Regions from separate parts of the Homo sapiens genome. Here region 2 is linked to region 1. A link is a contact called in ENCODE Hi-C or POLR2A ChIA-PET data. All regions are on one chromosome and are shown on one strand. Each heading gives the region's core, a stretch centred on a gene start or an enhancer-like site at or near the end of the contact. The rest is flanking DNA. Distances are from core to core; before and after follow the strand shown.

The links. A loop is a pair of places that touch in the nucleus more often than their neighbours do. ChIA-PET counts read pairs that join two places held with the same protein, here RNA polymerase II (POLR2A). Pooled maps may share reads with other maps.
Region 2: a pooled map shows a loop between it and region 1 (5-fold over the local background). The contact joins two enhancer-like sites. A Hi-C loop is called at or near these places in 2 of 50 pooled maps. POLR2A ChIA-PET finds 5 or more read pairs at or near these places in 2 of 52 experiments (GM10248 and activated B cell).

The regions. Positions count from the first base shown.
Region 1 is chr9:5,582,502-5,585,343 of GRCh38, forward strand. All of the region lies in intron 1 of INCR1 (interferon stimulated noncoding RNA 1), which reads right to left. Among named protein-coding and RNA genes, the nearest start is that of RIC1, 45 kb to the right of the region's middle. Within about 2 kb of position 1,355, at least 8 of the 41 ENCODE cell types and tissues checked have a DNase peak (open chromatin) inside an H3K27ac peak, as active enhancers do.
Region 2 is chr9:6,681,341-6,684,182 of GRCh38, forward strand. No RefSeq gene overlaps it. Among named protein-coding and RNA genes, the nearest start is that of LINC02851, 22 kb to the right of the region's middle. RefSeq lists enhancers at 1-613, 79-368, 439-558, 2,127-2,386. Within about 2 kb of position 1,356, at least 41 of the 41 ENCODE cell types and tissues checked have a DNase peak (open chromatin) inside an H3K27ac peak, as active enhancers do.

The sequences.
Region 1 (2,842 bases), core at 105-2,604:
TCTGTCAATTGTTTACAAAATTTTGGGGGATCCCTCTAAGGAGTTTTTTTCTTAAAGTTGAGAAAAAAAACCCTAAAAGCTCATTTTCTTTCCTTTCTTCCTCTCCTTTGTTTTCTCAACTATAAAATTAGAATGGCAATAACAGTGGCTATCTTTGTCAATGTCATGAGATTATGGGTAATTTTTTTCTTTATATTCTTCTTGTATTTGAAAAGCTTAAAAAATAAACATTTTAAATTCAAAAAAAATCTTTAAGCAATTCTTTAAAAATATTTTGAAATTTTAGAATTTCAGCATCTGCTTATTATAAATCAAAAGGTCACATAAATGGCAGATATAATGTTTCTGGGGCAGAATTTTTAGATGCACAACTTGTGTTTTTTCCCTATGTCAAGTACAAACTTTCACCTGTGTTTTTATGAGAATCTAAAGAGAAACTACAAGAAAAGTGTACTAAGTTAAAGTTTGAAAAGGCACTGGGTTTGCCAGCATCCTGCCTGCCTAATCAAACATCATGCAGCTCCAGCACAGAATGCATGACTGAGCTGCGTCAGAACATGTGAGGTTCATGTGATTGGAGGAGCTGCCAGCATCTTTCCACTAGTGCTCTGGGGAGTTGTCTTCAAGAACTAACGTCCTGAAGGCAGAAAACTCAAGGGTGGGGAATGAAAGGGGTCTTTCCAAAATATAAAAACTTTTCTGAGTGTTCTCAAAATGAAGACAAAGAAAGAACAGCTTCTGTGTGTGAGTATGTTATAGTGGAATGTGACATTTGAAAGCTGTTAGGGAAAATGCCAGTCTGGCAGGCTACAGCTGTATCCCCTGAGAAGCACAATGGAAAGTTTAAGTCCAGGTTGACCAGAGCCTCTACTTTCTTACACTCATCAATGAGACAGGGTGATTCACTGGACTACCCTGACACAGTCCCCTCCCTTTCAAGGCTGTGTGGCATAAAGGCAGCTCATCTAGTCCCCAGGGTGTTTCAGACTCTGTCTTAGGACTCTGAAACCCCCAGTCAGCACTGTGTACTTGTGAGAAATACAAAGTATGTATTAGATATGCTCTACCTTGAGTTTGAGGAATGTATAGTGAGCTGGAGAAATACACCACAAAAACCAAAGCTACATGCAATCAAGTGACTGATAAGTGGGACCAGACCATAAGACCCAAAGGAATTCAGGGTGGGTGGGAGCTCCCCATGGACAGGAGTAGCCCAAGAGAGCAGGGAGGGAAAGAAAAATGCAATTTGGGAGGCCGAGGCTGGCAGATCACTTGAGGTCAGGAGTTAGAGACCAGCCTGGCCAACATGGTGAAACCCCGTCTCTACTAAAAATACAAAAATTAGCCGGGCGTGGTGATGAGTGCCCACCAGTTACTTGGGAGGCTGACGCAGGGGAATTGCTTGAGCCTGGGAGGAGGAACTTCCAGTGAGCTGAGATCACGCCACTGCACTCCAGCCTGGGCGACAGAGCAAGACTCCATCTCAAAAAAAAATTTTTTTAAGTTTACAAAGCATTTTCAAATGTCTTGTTATACTAGTTGAGCCTCACTACCACCTGGTAAAGGGAGTAGAACAAATATTCACATTTTATGGATGAGGAAACTTGGGCTTATAGAAGTTAAGTAACTTGCCTAATTTATCCCATTTCTTTTTCAGTAAAGTTACCAGTTTGGGCTGGGCATGGTGGCTTACACTTGTAATCCTAGCACTTTGGGAGGCTGAGGCAGGCAGATGGCTTGAGCTCAGGAGTTCAAGACCAGCCTGGGCAACATGGCAAAACCCTATCTCTACAAAAAATACAAAAATTACCCAGGTGTGATGGTGCACGCCTGCAGTCCCAGCTACTGGGGAGGCTGAGGTGGGAGGATCGACTGAGCCCAGGAGGTTGAGGCTGCAGTAAGTTGTGAATACACCACCACACTCTAGCCTAGGAAACAGAATGAGACCCTGTCTCAAAAAGAAAAAAAAAAAGTTACCAGTTTGGTAGCTTAGGGAGTTACAAGTTTGGTAGCTCATGGAGTTGCCATAGACATAGAATATATTGATTTTTAATCACAGCACACAACAAGATGTACATTTATATCCTTGTGAGTAAGTGAATATGGTTGAGAGAAGAGGTTAGGTTGACAAAGCAACTACTAAAAAATTGTCTTTTTCCCTCTGTCTTATGGGTAACTTGGATGAAAACATAGAAGATGAGCTTATAATATATGATGATTAATAAAGTAGGGAGAGAGAGTCAGTTGGATAGAAGAGTTTCTATTTCAAAATCCCAGGTTGCCACAGTGGCTCACACCTGTAATCTCAGCATTTTAGGAGGCCGAGGCGGGCAGATCACTTGAGGTCAGGAGTTCAATACCAGCCTGGGCAACATAGCAAAACTCCATCTCTACAAAAAATACAAAGATTAGCCAGGTGTGGTAGTGTGTGCCTGTGATCCCTGCTAATTGGGAGGCTGAGGTGGGAGGATCGCTTGAGCCCGGGAGGTTGAGGCTGCAGTGAGCCAAGATTGTACCACTGCACTCCAGCCTGTACAACAGCATGACGCCCTGCCTCAAAAAATAAAAATAAAAAATAAAAAAATTAAGTCCCAGGTTGAATCACGAGGTCAAAACCAAAGAGGTAGAATGAAAGGTCCTGCTTTTGATCCACACACCTAAGATGGAAGAGCAGTTTATTAGCAGTTAATATGAAAAAGTTCTGGGGATTTAATAGAAAAGAATTTAAACAGTATCATACTCATAAACTACAAATGTGCCCTAAGTACAAATGCAGGTTGAATTGAAATCCAATTGCTTAAAAACTAAGGAGGTTGGGCATGGTGGTTCATGCCTATAATCC
Region 2 (2,842 bases), core at 106-2,605, 1.1 Mb after region 1:
GCGCGAGACTATAAGCCTCTGGGCCGCCGGTGCCTCCGCGCGGTCACCGCCTCCACCCGCCTGGCCGCTTCCCTCGGCGCATGCGTAGCACACCGACTCCAGGATTGTTTCCCAAATCCCACTTCCGCCACTTCCTCCTCCCGAGACCAGCCAAGCGCGCCTGGCTGTCTGCCCTTCTTGGGCTCTTGGGGAGAACGTGGTCCGGGAACTGGCAGTCACGGGGAGGCAGCACAAGAGGTTTTCGCCCTCATGTGCTGGTGCAACTATCGCGACCATCACCCTGAGAACTGGAGGAAGGGTGCCGCAGGCAAAGAGTGGCGCGCCTGCAGATTCGGTTCCGCGCTTGGGGCTCTCGCGAGACCCGGCGCTGGAGTGTGGACCGCGCGTGCCGGTGACGCGTGGTGCAGACACGTCGCCGGTGCCTCTCTCCCTAGGCCTTCCTGGGGGTGAGCTTCCGTCCCAGACGTCTTCGGTCCTACACTGCTTCCATTTCTTTTTTTTTTTTTTCCTTCTTTTTTTCTTTGAGACAGGGGCTCATTCTATCACCCAGGCTGGAGTGCAGCGGCGCGATCTCGGCCCACCGTAAGCTCCGCCTCCCGGGCTCAAGCGATCCTCCCACTTCAGCCTCCTGAGTAGCTGGGACTCCAGGTGAGCGCCCTGCTAATTTTATATTTTTGGTAGAGACGGGGTTTCGCCATGTTGCCCAGGCTGGTCTCAACTCCTGGTCTCAAGTGATCCGCCTGCCTTGGCCTTCCAAAGTGCTGGGCTTACAGGCGGGAGCCACTGCACCCAGCCCTACGCCCCATCTTTCTGGGTTTCTGCCTGGTATTGTTACATCTCCAACAGGCTTAACTCAAAGCTGACTTTCCGCCTGTGCTGTATCTGCCCCATGGTCCTTTAGAGTATATAAAATATAAATGGCACTTTGGGAGGCCGAGGCAGGAGGATTGCTTGAGCTCAGGAGTTACTGACCAGCCTGGGCAACATAGTGAGACCCCCGTCTCATTAAAAAATAATAATGCAGGCAGGGCGCAGTGGCTCATGCCTGTAAACCGAGCACTTTCGGAGGCCAAGGTGGGCGGATCGCCTGAGATTGGGAGTTCGAGACCAGCCTGACCAACATGGAGAAACCCCATCTCTACTAAAAATACAAAATTAGTTGGGCGTGGTGGTGCGTGCCTGTAATCCCAGCTATTCAGGAGGCTGAGGCAGGAGAATCGCTTGAACCCGGGAGACGGAGCTTACAGTGAGTCGAGATGAGCCACTGCACTCCAGCCTGGGCAACAAGAGCGAAACTCCATCTCAAATAATAATAATAATACAAATAAATAAATGTACACACACAAATAAATGGACTTGATAGCGATTTTTTTAGGTTTTCAGCTGCCCAATTCAAGAAATGTATTTCTTCTTGTCCCTGATTTCCGTCACTGTCCCAAGGCAGTGGGATTAAAGCACCACTACCGTTTTTAGATCCTTGTGTTTGGCATTCCATGTCCTCCTCTCAAGACGTTTGACGTAACTTTCTCCATCTGCTCTGTTGAAACATATGCTTCAAAATCTTTTTTTTTTTTTTTTTGAGACGGAGTCTCGCTCTGTTGCCCAGGCTGGAGTGCAGTGGCGCGATCTCGGCTCACTGCAAGCTCCGCCTCCCGGGTTCAAGTGATTCTCCTGCCTCAGCCTCCCAAGTAGCTAGGACTACAGGCGCCCGCCACCAAGCCCGGCTAATTTTTTGTATTTTTAGTAGAGACGGGGTTTCACCGTGTTAGCCAGGATGGTCTCGATCTCCTGACCTCGTGATCCACCTGCCTCGGCCTCCCAAATTGTTGGGATTACAGGCGTGAGCCACTGCACCCAGCCTACCAGCCTAGACCTAGTTTTAGTTCCTTTTTTTGCTTCACTCCATTGTAGCTTAGGAAGCTAGTTTCAATTCCGGATTCTACCGTCTATCTGTATGACTGGGCCTTTGGTCAGTCTTTCTAAAATGAAGATTGCTCATTTTACAAATGAGTAAAAACTACCTGACATGTAGTGCAGGCTTTGTAAAGCACTCATCATGCTGCTTGTCATACTGTAAGCACTGATATGGCATAGGAAACCCAACCCCCAAACATAGCACCTTGGAAGTTGAGAAAACAGCATATACTGGAAGGCCACTGTCACATCTCCCTCACCCGTCTCTGAAGCAGGCCATAAAGCCTAGGAAGGTCATCCTCTTATCTCTCTTGAAAACCCTCATGTGGCAGGTGTCCTGCCCTATATCAGGGTGGAAGGAATGTCACACAGGGACACCAAGAATAATCTGAACAAACAGGTCTTGCTAATCTCATGCCCCCAATTTATTACCGTGAGATCATACCCGCTTTGTTCAATCATACTTCTGCACAACTATCCACTTTCTCAAACCTATGCATAAAAGTACACAGACTTTTCTTTGGGTCATTTCCTTAGGAAGACTCCCCATCATGTAAAACTTATATTACACAAATTTGTATGCTTTTCTCTTGTTAATCTGTATTTTGTTATAGGAGTCTCAGCCATGAACCTTACCATGGTTAAGGAAAACTTGCTTTTTCTTCTCTACACACTCAAATAAATTAGTTTGCCTCCTTTTCCATGCTTACCCAATATAAAATAGTAAAATGCCTCTTTTTTTTTTTTTTTTTTTTTTTTTCTGAGAGGGAGTCTCGCTCTGTTGCCCAGGCTGGAGTGCAGTGGCGCGATCTCGGCTCACTGCAACCTCCGCCTCCCAGGTTCAAGCAATTCTCCAGCCTCAGCCTCCTGAGTAGCTCGGATTATAGGTGCCTGCCACCACGCGTGGCTAATTTTTGTATTTTTAGTA